Linked DNA regions of Mus musculus: region 2 is linked to region 1. A link is a loop called in an ENCODE intact Hi-C map of the cell type or tissue named here. Cell type or tissue: gastrocnemius. All regions are shown on one strand.

Region 1 (8,000 bases):
GTTTCCACACCTACAACCTATAGTTCTAGTGCTGACAAATATACTGTGTAAGCAGGAAGTACCAGGACTGGTCACAAAGAGCACAAAGAAAGAAGCATTACGGATGGAGAATACTTAATAACTCCAGAAAGCCCACTTTTCTTTTTCCAGGAAATTGCTTTCTAGGATGTTTCTATCACTTTACAAAGGTAAAGGGTACAAGGCTGGAGAGGTAGTTCAGTAGTTATGAGCACATACTGCTTTGCAGAGGACCAAAGCACAACCATCCCAACGCCCACAACACCTGAAGCCCCAGCTTCATATGTTATGTCCTCTTCTGGCCTCTGTGGGCACTGCACTCATGTGCACAAACCACAAACAAGACTAACATCATTAAAAATCAATCTATTTAAAAAAAATAAAGATTTGGAAGAAATGGTACACTAGTGCTTCTGTGATTTTACTTTATAAAGGCTATTTGTGTTGCACATGGTGAACTCATGGCAGAGGGCTAGAGATTAGTCAGGATATTTCTCTAGAAGGGGTAATACTTGAGCTATAGACATTTGATCGATAGCCAATATATTTGTTCAAAACATTAAGGGTAATATCTCAGGTATACTTTATGAAAAACTGTCAACATCAATCTTGTGTTTCCACCATAACCTTTATGGACTAAAATATACCCTTTAAAACCAATAATCCAAGCCAGGTGTGTGGAGGGCTGGGGGGCAAAGAACTTTAATCTCAGCACTAAAAGGCAAAGGTGGGCAGATCCAGCTTTTTAACTTTTTGTAGAAAAGTTAAAGATCATGTTTAAAATATCTTTTAGTTTAGGATATGTCTTCCCTAAAAACTTCTACAATCTTGATTTATACAGATTTTTTTCTTTCTTATTTTTTCTTCTGTTTTGTTTGTTTGTTTTATTGAGATAGGGTCTCTCTGTGTAGCCCTGGCTCTTCCCGAACTCACTCTGTAGACGAAGCTGACCTCAAATTCACAGGGGTCCACGTGCCTCTTTAATTCCTGAGTTCTGGAGTTAAAGGCACCACCTGCACCACCACCATCACCACCATCACCACCATCACCACCACCATCACCACCATCACCACCACCATCACCACCATCACCACCACCATCACCACCACCATCACCACCACCATCACCACCACCATCACCACCACCATCACCACCACCATCCACATCACCACCCAACAACTTCTACAGCTCTTACTCTGCACACATAAACGTTTTTATTTCTTTGCTCTTTGAGAGCTTAAGTATTACTTTTTTAAAAAAGATTTATTTATTTATTATATGTAAGTACACTGTAGCTGTCTTCAGACACACCAGAAGAGGGCGTCAGATCTCGTTACGGATGGTTGTGAGCCACCATGTGGTTGCTGGGATTTGAACTCCGGGCCTTTGGAAGAGCAGTCGGGTGCTCTTACACACTGAGCCATCTCGCCAGCCCTTAAGTATTACTTAATATTCTATTTTACACTGACTCTGAAGTGATTTGATTATCCATTTAATGGTAAGTGGAATACAGTGGTTTTCTGCCCTCTTACCCTTGGGTACAGTCATGAGCCCACATGTATTCCTAAAATCAAGTGAATGTGGTCTCTAAAATATTGTTGTACTGCTGACGTTACTAAACTAGCCTATAGCTTTTCTTTCCAAATTATGAATTTCACCATTTTATTTAAACACTTTTTAACTTCTCTTTGGCACATGTGAATTGCCATTATCACCACTCTTGCACTTACTGTGTCACAGGTCTACAATAATGTCTTAATAACCAAAAGCCTACTACCTACTAATAGGTGAGCAGCACAGAGAGTGGACACTCTCCCTGGACTCATAAATGATTCATACCCCAGGTAGGATGGTGCAAGACATCACGTTACTGAGAAAGACATACAATCTCAAACTCATCAATTATTTCTAGGATTTCCACTTCATATTGGCAGCAGGTAACCAAAACTGAGGAACACAAACCCCATGGATAAAAAGAAACTAGGCTAATTCTCTTAAAATCCCAGAGCGTGGGCCATGATATAGCTAAGCAGCAGACTGTTGGTCTAGGACACACAAAGCCCTGAGATTAATTCCAGAATGTTAGACTCAAGGTTCAAAACAAGCAACAAGCAAGTGTGGTTGGCTGCAGGCAGGTATAATCCCAGTATTCAGGAGGTAGAAATAGGTGAGCCTAGAATTCAAAGCTAATCTGGAGAAACATAGTCAATTGAAATCCATACTGGACTACATAGGGACCCAGTCTCAAACAAAAACATAAAACCTCAAAAACCCAAACCAAACAAATAAAAAAATCCCTAATATCAAAAAACAAATAAACAAACACCAAGAGACTGTTAAGAAAAAGAAATCTTGTTCCAGATAACACTGAGTCTTCATGAGGACCCCAATAAATGAATCCCAGAAGTCTGCAGTTGATATAAGCTAAAATTAAGAGAACCAACACTCTAGCATTAGCTATCTAGGTAACGCCTGCAAGCCATACCAGCTAAGACATGTAAGTGACTATTGAAAAAAGCTCGTCCCAGGTATTCTTAGTCACTTATCTTCCCTTAACTAAATACCTTAGCTAAATAAAAATATATTTTAGTGAATTCAAGATGTGTGCTTTGCAAACTGAACTCTGAGTAATTCCTGTTCTATATCTTCCTAATCATAGTTTTCCACTCGAATTAAGATTTTAAAAATGTACTGTCTTCCAAATGTATTGTTAATCTGTTAAGTCCAAACTAAAGGAAGTTTAAAATGATGTTTTAATTAGTTATATGTTATCAGTAAAAATTCAATAGTTAATTCGTCTGGTAACACTGTTATCAGCAAACCCAATCTGAACAAGGAAATTTTTTTTCCCTGTATTTTGGGCAGAGGTTTTTCTCATTTTATGCCTCCACCTACATCAGTGGTAAAAACTTCTATTGGTAGCTCTTATGAGAAAAATAGTTAACATTTTCTGAGTGCTTCTTATGCGACATTAAATTGTCACAGCTAATCTTAGTGTGGCACAGAGGTTAAGTAACAGGTAGAATCAAATTCAGGCATTCCTGTAATGGGGCATGCAATTCTGTAAAATGAATAAACTGAGAACAGTCATGCTTTTTGGGTCGTTGTCCACTTAACAAATGATTGTTTTCGCCTCCAACTGACTAGATAACTTCTAGTTTTCTACGGATTTAAATTTAATTAGGCGACATATAGAAAACCTCTCACCATATTCACTGGTTCACTCATACCGCTAAGCCAACACATTTTGCAATCCAGTTCTGCCTGACTCTAAATTGCTGTCTCAGAGTAGTGTGTCCCTGTACCCCACCCTACCCCCGGAGGTTTTCAGACGAATGCCTTAAAAAAGTGACTTTGGGATCTTAAGAGTAATAGCCCCCATCTATTCTCCACTCAGGAAAATAACTAGAGTAATAATCGAGACCATTGAGACCGAGACAAGCCTTTGAGTGACATCAAGATTAAAAAAATAATTAATAATTAATAATAATAATAATAATAAAAGAAGCCCGAAAGCAGGGGAGAAGGTGCAGAGGACACTTTTCTAAACGTCAGACTCGGAAAGGAGGGGAGAGGCCCCTCTCGGGCGGGCGCTCCGGCCCAGGACTCGGATGCTCCGTGGCGGTGGTGCGTTCTCGGGCTCCGCACCCTCTGCGGGACAGACACCTCGCCTCCCCCTGCGGCAGCCTGCCTTCTCCCGGCCGCGGGGCCCCTCCCGGGCCCACGGCGAAGGAGCCGCCGTGGAGGCGGACGAGGGCGCAGGGACAGCGCACAGCGGCGTCCGGCGACGGCCGGGGGCGGGGGCCGGCGGTTGCTCCCAGCCCGGGAGGGTCAGGAGGTGACGGGAGGAGGCGGCAGGGGGACGAAGGGAGGTTGGGAGGGAGCGTCCGGTCGCTGGGCACAGACAGCTCTGCCAGGCCTCCGGCTCCCCCAACCCTGCCGCCGCAGCGAGCCCCACAACGCGAGAGGGGAGTCCGCCGTAAGCAGAAGGGAGAAAATTCAAAACGAGACTACTCAACCTCGTCTTGGCTCCGAGGCCGCGCCGTGGAGACCAGCACAATGCGCAGGCGCACCCCTCCTGGAGGCGCAGCGCAGGTCCATCAGATTAGACCCTTCTCAGCCACCGTCGCCCAGTTCCCTTCCGACTCGTTCTCCTTTCCCGAGTTTCCGCTCTGAAGCCAGAGGTAAGAACACATGGTCTCGGCCGAATTTGGCTGTTGGAACAGTGCACACAAGACGAACAGATGGGACCTTTGTCACTCAGAATAAAGAAGCAGGAAGTGTAATATCTGCCCGGAGAAAGGAGTATTAAAAGCAGATATGAGACCCTAAATGCGGTGTGGCAAAATAAATAAAGCCTACAACTCCCAGTGTTCAGAGGGTCTGAAACGCGCTCCCTTCTGGGGTTTGTAGTATCTGAGCGCTGAGTCTAAAGGGTCTGGGTCTAAAGACACGCTTAAAATTTGGCTCAAGCTAGTTATTTTCTTTATTTTCCTAATAGATTACGAATCTAGATAGATAAGAAACAAAAGTCTTAAGGGGACTGGATGCTTTTAGGACTACGCTTGACTAATCGATGTTTCCTAAATCTCGGAATAGGTACTTGATGTGTGCGGGCTGGGCGCTGGTGGAAATCGAACCTCGTGGTATGTTCTGTAGGAACCTGAGGGAGCTAACTGAAGCCTAGCTCCTGCTGCGCTTGCGGCGCAGTCTACCTTAGAGCTGCTTGATTATCAACGCACACATTTTCGTGGAGAAGTCTCGTGTGTATATTCAGCCATGGCACAACTCCAGGCACGTTTCTACAGCGAGAACAAGAAGTAAGTAAGGGTTCCAGCTTCTGTCCCTGTCTTCCAGGAGCCGATCTCGTTTGAAGACTCCTTCGATTTGATCCTTGCTGTTTTGACTGGGGATATACATTAAAGAAGAAACGGACAAGGTTTTAGTAAATCAAAGTTGAAAGAACTTTAATAATTATAATGGCTACAATTAAAAGAATTTATTGCAAATAAGATAAGCTGACTGATAGAAAAAAATAAAAAAGACTTCATTCGCCTTCCCCTTCACGTGCCCCGCACTTCTGCCCTGTCTCATTTGGAAGCGGTGTTCACGTCTTCTTAAATCTCCGTTTTCTACCCACTTTCATGAGCTTTTCATAATTTGACGTGTGTGGAGGACCAGGGCTTCACGTTTGCTTTCTGCATGCTGCACACATCATGTCAGTAATTTGAGAGTTGAACAGGCTTGTCCGTTAACGGTGTCTCGTGGTTTCTGAAAGCACAACTTCATCCCCCCCCCCCCCCCAAACAGACTAGAAACTGGCTATGGAGTTTGTAGAGCTGTTTTTTTAATTAGAATGAAGCCAATTCAGTGTCCGATTTGATTAGGTGTATTTTGTGTGAGTGTGTCCAACTTAGGTTTCTCTTGTTGTGATAAAACACTGACAAAAAGCAATTTGGGGAGGAAAGGGTTACAGTCATCTCAGAGGAGGCCAAGATAGGAGGAACTCCTGGCAGGAACTGAAGCAGAAACCAGAGGTGAGGGGTGGGGGTGGGGGCAAGCTGCATTTGCTCTCCCAATGGCTAGCTAGCTAAGTTTGCTTTTAAAATACAGGGTGGCTCTACTCAGTGGGCTGGTTCCTCCTACATCAGTTATTAGTCCAGAAAATGTTCCCGCAGACTTGCCTGCAGACAACCACTATAAGGGAATTTCCTCATTTCAGAGGACCTTGGCTTCTCTCTAGTTGATAAAACAAGGACTGTGTGTATATATTTGTATGTGTGTACTTCTGTGTCTATATATTAATAAGTCATATAGATGTCAACGTTGCTGGTGATACATGTATAATGGCGCTCGCCTTTAATTCCACGACTCGGCAGGCAGAGGCAGGTGGATTTCTGAGTTGGAGGCCAGCCTGGTCTACAAAGTGAGTTCCAGGACAGCCAGGGCTATACAGAAAAACCCTGTCTCGAAAAACCAAAAAAAAAAAAAAAAAAAAAAAATATATATATATATATATATGTGTGTGTGTGTGTGTGTGTGTATATATATATATATATATATATATATACATAATGTATAGAATTCAGGTGCATCATACTAATAGAGTTGTATAAACATTCACACAATCCTTTTTGGAAAAAACCACCACCCCCACCCCCTTTTTTTGTTGTATTTTTGGTTTTTCAAGACAGGGTTTCTTTGTGTAGACCTGGCTGTCCTAGAATTGTTCCCTCCAGTTGGCACTGCCTTCTGAGTGCTGGGATTAAGGTGTTCGCCACCTCCTGGCTCTAAACTGCCTTTTCTTTAGTTGACACTCCATCCCTTGAATGCTTGCCACCCAAGTCAACTCCTGATCCATTTACCATCTATTTGTAGATTTGCCTATTCTGGACACTTTTCTAATGAATTATGCAAAATGTGTGGTCTTTTGTGGATGGCATCTTTGCTTGCATGGTGGTTGGTTTTTTGTTTTGTTTTTTAGTTTATTCATAAGACAGAATATCGTTGCATTTTATTTTATGGCCACATTGTATGGCTTAGTTTCTCTTGTTGTCCAGTTAGACATTCAATATTTTAGCTGTTATGAATAGTGGCTATGTAAGCATTAATGTACAGTTTTTATGTGAACATGTGTAGCCCTGGCTGGCCTGGATCTCACTGTAGCCAAAGGCTGGCCTCAGACCCATGGATACACCTGCCTTTGCCTTCTAAATGCTGGTATTAAAGGCCCATGCCACTATGTACAGTGAACATGTGTTTTCTTTGGCATGTACCTAAAAGTATGGTTCTTGGGTCCACATTTAACTTCTAGAGGAAATGGCACACTGACTTCCATCTTCCAAAGTAACTACTGTTTTACATCATCACAGCACTGTATCTTCACCTACACTTGATTTGTACCCTTATGGATGTCAAGTGATATGCATTGTGTTTGGTCCTGTGCCTGCTGGTCTTTGCTCTTTCTCTGGAAAACTATCTATTCGAATTCCTTATCCATGTTTAAAATAAGAAAGACTTTTTATTACTCAACTGTAAATGTTCTTTATATATTTTGGATACAAGTTCCTTACTAAATAAATGATTTCCAATTTTTTTTTCTTTGAGATTCTTATGTTTCCAGTCATATTTTTCTGATCCAGTCTGTTGCACAGCTATAAAGATCTCACTAAACAGAGTGCTGCTATTGTACCTTAACTTGGACTGCTACAGTGGTTTCTTGTTGCCTACAGAAAGAAAAGAATTAAAAACTGTGTCAAAGTATACAGGATGTAAAACACTCTACATGTCTTTAGTCTCATCTCTGGTCTGCTGTTGCTGGTTTCCCACGTTCTCCTTCCCGGCTACCCTTCCCTTCCCTGGCCAGAATCACTTCTTGTAGCTCTGGCTTAAGAATGATCTTTTTTGTGCATCCTTTTGGGTCCTGAACTTCCACCCCTTTTCTTTGGTTGAAGTGACTTAGCTTTAATCACCTTATCCTTTAGGACACTGTGTCCACACTCCTTATTTTAAGAATAAAGACTTGCTGAGCTGTGGTGGCACACACCTTTGATCCCAATACTCAGGCAGGCTGATCTTTGTCATTTCCAGGCCAGCCTGGTGTACAGAGGAAGTTCCTGAACAGCCAGGGCTCTACAAAAAAAAAAGGAAAAAAAAAAAGATTAAAGACATCGTCTTTACATCATTTTGTTTATACCATGTAGCAAGTCTTGCATGAAGTACCCAAAAAAAGCTATTGAATGAAGAAAGATTTGCCAAAATATGTGTAAACACAATATGACATGTCATTTCCTCTTACAGATACGCAGTGGATGATGTCCCTTTCTCAATCCCTGCCGCTGCTGAAGTTGCGGACCTTAGTAACATTATCAATAAGTTGCTGGAGACCAAAAATGGTAAGTGTTTATGCTCTGAGAAGTGAAGCACAGTACCAACAGATAAACTTAAATAGGGGTTTGGTTTGGTTTGGTTTGGTTTGGCTT
Region 2 (8,000 bases), 410 kb after region 1:
CCCTCTTCTGGAGTGTCTGAAGACAGCTACAGTGTACTTACATAGAATAAATAAATAAATAAATAAATAAATAAATAAAAAGATTCAGCTTCTTTTTATAGGGCAGTCTATAGCCTCAGCTGGCATCAAATTTGTGAGCCTGCCTTTAGCTTTCCAAGTGCTGGGATAAACATGTGCATCATCATTCCTGGCATTTATGAAAGGGTTTTATAGAACCCTGGCTATTTTCTTCTGCCTTCTAATACTGTATACACTGATTCCTAATATCTACCTTTTTGTAAAGAGACTTTCTTTATTCTTTTCTTTGGGCTGGGGATAAAGTGTCTGTTTAGCATGTGAAAGACCTTGGGCCTAATCCTTAGTACTACACACACACACACACAAAGCTCTTTAAAATTAAAATTGCATTTCATGTTCCTAGCTTAAGTTTAAATTTTTGTTTTATGTATATGGGTGTTTTGTCTAGATGTATGTCTATGCACCATGTGCAGGCCTAATGCCTATAAGGGCCACAAGAGCATCAGATCCCTTCCAATTGAATTAGGATTATGAATTCCTGTGAGCTGCCATGTGAGTACTGGGAATTGAATCTGGGTCCTCTGAAAGAGCAGCCAGTCTCTCCAGCTCATTTCTAGTTTGTAATCTTCTGTATTACCCAATTTTAGTTTTAATCCAGCATACACAATAGTCCTTCCCTTAAACATACTTTTTCTTTTTTTTTAAAAAGATTTATTTATTATTATACATAAGTACACTGTAGCTGTCTTCAGACACACCAGAAGAAGGCATCAGATCTCATTGCAGATGGTTGTGAGCCACCATGTGATTGCTGGGATTTAAACTCGGGACCTTTGGAAGAGGAGTCAGTGCTCTTAACCGTTGAGCCATCTCTCCAGCCCCAAACATACTTTTTCTAAGTGTAAAATCTCTATACTAGACTAACACTAGATTCCACTAGGTCACCATCTTCTTCAATCAAACAATACTTATCACTTCAAAAAACTTGCTCATATAACTTCAGGGGCCTGAACTAAGCTATTCTCTAGAGGTCCTGGATTCAATTCTCAGCACCACACTACAGCTCACAACCCTCTAATAATGGAGAGTTCCATGGGATCCGATGCCCGTTTTTGATGTGCAGGTAAACATGTAGAGAAAACACTTATTTACATAAATGCCTGAATCAATAAATTGTTAAAAAGTAACTTCAAATAAAAAACAAGGCCAAACAAGACACCCCAATGGGCCAAGGCTTCTGCCACCAAACTGAGCCCCTAAGTTTGACCCCCAAGATCTATCTGGTAAAGAGAACAGAACACTCTCACTAACTGTCCTCTGACACAATTGTACCCTTCCAAGTAAACAAAATGGTAAAAGAAATGCTATAAATTAACTTCTATCAGAGAATATTAATTCTACAAAATCTAAATTGTATACTCTGATCTACAGTTACTCCGTTTTGGTTCTGCCTTATAGGACCAGGAAGGTGGTTCTGTAGGTAAAATGCTTGCCATTCAATCAACCTGGGAAACCAAATCCAGTCCCTGGAATCTATGTAAAGGTGAAAAGGAGAGAAGTGACTTCACAAAATTGTCTTCTGTCATGCTAAGTGTACCTGCATGAACTGCTCACAGAACCTGGCATACTGGCCAGTTTGGTGGAGTGCTTGTCTAAGGCCACTATAAATTAAACGCCATCCTCAGTTGCAGGGTCTTCTAGCTATGCTCCCCAGCCCCAAAGCAAACCAACTTGTAAGAGACAATATACCATCAATTACCAGGAAAAAAAAAATTCATCTGATAAAAACTAAGACATTAATTGTAGAAGTTTCTCTCATGGAATTCTTGACATAGTTCCCTCGTTTCCAAAAATGTTTATTATAAACCTATGTTTTATCACTTATAACAAAGATAATATCCTTCTCTCATAGGTCTGTTTCAAAGATTGTGATCAGTTCATTAGATATTGGTAGTACAGAAACTTGCTTTGTGTTTGGCCATGTCTTTTATTTCAGCACTCAGGAGGCAGAGGCGGGCGGATTTCTGAGTTCAAGGCCAACCTGGCCTACAAAGTGAGCTCCAGGACAGTCAGGGCTATACAGAGAAACCCTGTCTCAAAAAAACTAAACCCAAAAAAAGTGTGGACCAAATATGGTGGCACATCCCAGTAGTCAGGAGACTACTTATATCTCAATATTTCCATCAAAGCAGTATCTTTTCCCCATGTGTGATTAATGAAAGTGTTTAGACCTATAAAATTCTTGTCGAGTTTTAAACCATTTTTATAGTCCTTCATTCTCAATCAATCAAATAATTGGGTGATTAATGACACAGAACATGCCTGTCCCCCAACATGACCCAAATTTGAAGGCTCTGAATTACCCCCTTCTTTAAATTAAATGAAACAAACAAAAAATTATGTTTCCTTATATAAGCTCTCATGCCCTTTTGTGTGCGCATATATATATATATATATATATATATATATATATATATATGCACACACTTATTTATTTTAAAGAACTATTTCCTTTCAACTTTTAATATTGATATGCTTTTGTATACTCTGGCAAGCTTTATTACCAATTGTTTTATTTCTAGTGGCTAGTCTCAACTTTACCCTTGAATTAATAAAATTATTAGAGAGCTGGGTACATGGCCACATTACCTTGGTCCCTTGTAGAACAGCTCTTACTGAATTGTGCTTCAGCATTAGGCTGTTGGTTTTCCACAGGGAGATCAATTTAACCACTTGTCATCTCTCATCACATGGGGGAAACCAACCCTATGGTGAAAAAAGCTAACTCAATGTTGTCTCAGTGGTAGTGACGAATGGGTTAGATCACTTAAATTCAGTTCCAATAAGATGCATCATTGACAACATTGAGGAAGATTAACTCAGGCAACGGAAGACAATAACCTTTTAATAAGAAAAACAAATGCTACATTTTTAAATTAAAAAAAAAGTAAAGAAAAAAGAAAACTTTTACTTTAAATTCTTATTTACCTGCTAATGCTTCTGCTGTATCCTGAAATTTCTCAAAATGTTTTAGCTTTACTCTAGAATTAGAAGAGAACAAATGTTATTGAAAGAAATGATTCTGCAAAAGCTACATAGCCAGAAAATAGAAGCTAGCTGTTTCTATATAGCATATACTAAATAAACCAAAGTTGGAAATTTGGTTCAATGGTAGAGCATTTCCTAGTATAGCCAAGGACCAGGGTTCTATCCTCAGCACTAACCAACCAACCCTCCAGGTAGAAGAAGTGTGATTGAAAAATAGCTTATTGTCAGCCAGGGCTATACAGAGAAATCATATACATATACTTTATGTATATGATAGTGCTTTCTGTACAAAGAAAATGTATTAGTTAATTCATTGTTGTCTCAGTGGTAGTGACGAATTTTTGTTAAATCACTTAGATTCAGTTCCAAAAGGTATACATCATTGACAACAATGAAGTCTCCTATATTCCTTAAAACACTATTAGTTGAAGCAAATTTTTCTTATCTGGAAAGGTAAATGCTGATAGTCCAAATGCACACTTATAAGCATACAGATGCTAAGAAAAAAGTACTGATTGTATTTCTTGGTCCTATCCTAACCCCATTTCTGCTTGTATGAAACTCCATTCTCTATCTCTCAGATCTTGTCTAGATATTCAAGGATACAGAGAGATATAAGTGGAATTATATTAAATTACTCTGGAGCACGGTTTTCCTCAGTGTATCATGAACATCTCTCCAAATCACTAAAAGACCTACCCCATGCATATATACTCAATCAATTCAACAATGCTATTACTGATGGAACCACAAATGATGACTGTATTTATGTTTCACTTTTCTCTCAGTTAGCCATGCTTTACTCTTCGGTGCATTTATCAGCAGTAGCAGATGTATGACTAAACATGGGCATCCACAGGTATGGCCCCTCCCTTGGGGGTAGACAACTGGATCAGAGTTTCTTCTCAGGACTACACACACCTGCTGGGTTATTTTACAGGATGATTCAGGAAGGGTTAAATGCTGACCCTAACTCTACCCTACTGCCTTGCCCCTCAACCAATTTAGTTGAGGAGACATGGGAGTACTTTAAAACCTAGAATTTACAACCTACTTTTATCCCCAAGAGCTAGACAGAAATAAGTCATGGAAGATAAATACACTACAGAGTAAACTAGAAAGCCTTTGAATTATCAACCCACAAAAAAGAAAACTTGCTCACACTTTATACAACTCCTTCTTTGAAAAGTTTACATTTAATTATGGTATAGTATGTCCTCAAATATCCCTTGGGTAATTGCCCACTGTAATCTACAGTACAAATTGTGATGACCAATGTTCCAAATAAAACAGCCTCAATTACTGGGCGGTGGTGCACACCTTTAATCCCAGCATTCTGGAGACAGAGCAAGTGAGTTCGAGGTCAGCCTAATCTACAGCACTACCAGGACAGCAAAGACTACAACCTGTCTTAATACCCACACTGCCAAACAAAATCCAGCTTTCATTAAATTCACACTAACACTGTTCACAAAATAGATTTCCAAAAACCAAAAAGCTGAAAATAGCATACAAATGAGGAGGTCCCCACAAACTACTATACACCTAAATTCTTCAAGATTACTTACATTAAAAAAAAAAAAATATTTATTTATTAATATACATAGGTACACTGTAGCTATCCTAAGACACGCCAGAAGAGGGCATCAGATCCTATTACAGAGAGTTGTGAGCCACCATGTGGTTGCTGGGATCCGAACTCAGGACCTTTGGAAGAGCAGTCAGTGCTCCTACCCGCTGAACCACCTCACCCGCCCGATTACTTACATTTTATTTGCTTTCTCTGGAGTTTCAAATTCTTTCCACAAACTATCAACCTCTTGAAGTTTCTTCTCATTCAGAACCTGCAATAAACCAGTTTTTTTCAAAAGCAATTTAGACATATACAACTATTTTTCAAGTTAACAACTATTCACATAAAATAAGAGGAAAAAGTTTTTCTCTTATTGAAATAAGCTAGTTTTCTTATGCAGCATTAAGTTATAGTCAAATTAATTGTCTAAGTTAAACCTAGTTATAGTCTTTTAGAATCTTTCCTATATTATTACCAATCTAGACTTGTGTGAGTATACAATAATTTCTGTCCCTACTGGTATTTAAATGTGTTCAATTTTTTCTCCTAAGTGCCTAACCATACTTTTGTGTTGACAAACACTTAGGGCAGATTTCTGTAAGTGGGGTTAACTAATGAAATGAAATCGTTAAGCTTTGGGGCTGAGAAGAGGGCTCAGTGGGAGAGTATGTTGTACTTCTCCAGGACTCAAGTTATACTGCCAAAACCTACATATGGTGTTCACAACAGGCCACACCTACAACTACAGCTCCAGACATATCAGGTACCCCTGGCCTAATCAGGCATTTGCACTCACAAATACATACATAATTAAAAACAAACCATTGCCTCACATCCCCAGTGCTGGATTATGGGCTATGTGCCAGTTTACGCAGTGTTCAAGGTGCTCTGTGCAAGCATTCCTAACTAAGCTAGAACCTCTGACCCACTTTTAAGACTTTCTTTACATAGGTTTCTTTACATAAAATCAAGAGTAAATTAAAGGGACTGGAGAGATGGCTCAGTGGGTAAGAACACCGCTCTCCAGAAGGTCCCGAGTTCAAATACCAGCAACCACATGGTGGCTTACAACCACCCATAATGAGATCTGGTGCCCTCTTCTGGTGTGTCTGAAGAAAACTACAGTGTATTTATGTATAATAATAAATAAATCTTTGGGTCAGAGGGAGCAGGGACTGAGCAAGCAGAGTTGACTGGAGCAAGTAGAGGGGGAAAAAAAAAAAAAAGCCAGGCAGTGGTGGCGCACACTTTTGATCCCAGCACTTGGGAGGCAGAGGCAGAGGCAGACAGATTTCTGAGCTTGAGTGAGTTCCAGAATAGCCATGGCTACAGAGAAATCCTGTCTCAAAAAACCAAAAGAGTAAATCCAAAAGAGTAAATTAAAGATTCATTTCAACACCAATTTTCTGTATGATAAATCAAGCCAATCCTCAAATCTACACTCTCTATACCAAACACCCCTCAAATAGGGATATTTTACAATTAATGACAGGTTAATATAATCAGCATTATAATAAAGCATGCTAACTATGACACAATGCACTATACAATTATGCACATACTTTTTTTGACAAAATAGCCGGTAATTGTCAGGTCTAGATCACAGAACAGTTACATATTAACATTTATGGGTTATCCTTGACTATGCAGCAAATGAGGTCAGCACCAGATATATATTTCATTCTCTCATATGTGTGTGTGTATATATGTGTGTGTGTGTGTGTATATATATATATATATATATATCAATTAACTTTTATCTCTATGCTTTTATCTTATGTACATGGGTGTTTTGCCTGCATGTCTGTGCACCAGTTGCCAGAGGAGATGGGTTCCCTGAAAGGTTATTACAGAGGGTTGTGAGCTGAACGTAGGTGTTGAGACTTAATCTAGGTTCTCTGAAAGAACAACCAGGACTCCTAAGGGCTGAGCTATCTCTCTAGCCTCAGAGTTTAATTTTAATCAAACAAACTTGAAAGACTGAAGAAATCAAGCAATAGAGCTACCAATTACAAAACAGTGCTGGTGTCAAAAATTGTAAGCTACAACTTGTACTGTATAGCATACACCAGTTGAATTAGTTATTTTATTTTGTATATGATATAGACCCATGAGTATATATTAGAAGTTATCTTACCCACACAAAAGTCTCAATTTCTAATTGTTCTGAGACTCATTGCTCACCAACTGTCAAGAAAAAAATTGAGAGTAACTCTTGAAAAATTCACATTTTCTTCTATTTAAAAAGAAAATATTAGAAGATAACAGATTAACAGAACTGTCGTATTTGGAAGGTTTATTTTTACCACCATTCGCTTTATTTTATATGAATGTGTTTGCCTGAATTCATGTATGTGTACCACTTGCATGCCTGCTGTTGGAGGTCAAGAGTGTCCCCTAGAACTGGAGGTACAAATAGTTGTGAGGCACCATGTGACTGGGTGTCAGGAAGCTGGGTCCTCTGCAAGAACAAGTGCTCTTAGCCACTAAGCCATCTCTTTAGCGCCAAATTATCATCATTCTTAAAACTAAAGTTAAAGCAACAAAGAAAATGTAATAAAAGCATGATGATTAATAGTTATCCAAATATTTAGAAAATGTGTAGAGCAAACAAAACTTTGGCTATACCCAATCATGCTACCATATATCCTTATATTGTTTCTAGTAACAACAGTTTGAACAAAATAAAGTTTTCGGCCAGGTGTGCGGTGACACACACCTTTAATCCCAGCATTTGGGAGGCAGAGGCAAGTGGATTTCTGAGTTCGAGGCCAGCCTGGTCTACAAAGTGAGTTCCTAGACAGCCAGGGCTATCCAGAGAAACCCTGTTTCAAAAACCAAAAATAAATAAATAAATAAATAAAAATAAAGTTTTTATAGTTGTCTAATTTTTAAAAAAATTATTAATTTGGGGCTAGTGGTAAGAGCACTGACTGCTCTTCAGAGGCAGAGGTCCTGAGTTCAATTCCCAGCAACCACATGGTGGCTCACAACCTGAAGACATAGTACACTGCAAGTAGGCAGCAGTCTAAGCAGTAGTTGGAACACTCACTGCCTAACCCAAGCATGAGGAAGTAGTCAATGTAACTGAAGATATTTGGAATGTCTGGAATTTGAACCTAGGGCCACACATGCCAGGCAAGTGTTTTACTATGAGCTCTATCCCTAGCCCTCTTTTTAACTTTTATTTTGTGACACGATCTCATTAAGTTACTTGCATAACTGGAACTTTTGGTCAGGATTCTTGTCTTCCCTTCCAGGAATTATAATTCATTAGTACAGGCATTAGTCTGTGCCAACAGGGCTTTCTCTCAAAATCTAATTTATATTCTAGCATTTTGAAAGATCATGGAAAAAGAAG

What was found. Peaks named below come from ENCODE experiments on the same cell type or tissue, not always from the same donor. Only the 100,000 strongest peaks of a DNase experiment are listed, where the experiment ranks them.
Region 2: it touches region 1 in a loop (2.3-fold over the local background); 3 of 42 quality-filtered maps call a loop at or near these places.

Annotation. Positions count from the first base shown.
Region 1 is chr1:60,094,345-60,102,344 of GRCm38, reverse strand. It overlaps Wdr12 (WD repeat domain 12), which reads left to right and starts at 4,438. Exons shown (of 13, transcript NM_021312.5): 1 at 4,438-4,838; 2 at 7,819-7,913. The coding sequence starts at 4,798. Carf (calcium response factor) reads right to left here and starts at 4,098. Exons shown (of 16, transcript NM_139150.5): 1 at 4,038-4,098. In gastrocnemius, no CTCF peak of the experiment used is centred here; DNase peaks (open chromatin) are centred at 4,084 and 4,693; H3K4me3 peaks cover 2,947 bases; H3K27ac peaks cover 2,698 bases.
Region 2 is chr1:59,687,396-59,695,395 of GRCm38, reverse strand. Nop58 (NOP58 ribonucleoprotein) reads right to left here. Exons shown (of 15, transcript NM_018868.2): 2 at 4,834-4,910; 3 at 3,007-3,059. It overlaps Snord70 (small nucleolar RNA, C/D box 70), which reads right to left and starts at 3,438; the gene lies at 3,386-3,438. LOC115485825 (a small nucleolar RNA gene) reads right to left here and starts at 2,887; the gene lies at 2,804-2,887. In gastrocnemius, a CTCF peak has its summit at 4,743 (motif pointing right); no DNase peak of the experiment used is centred here.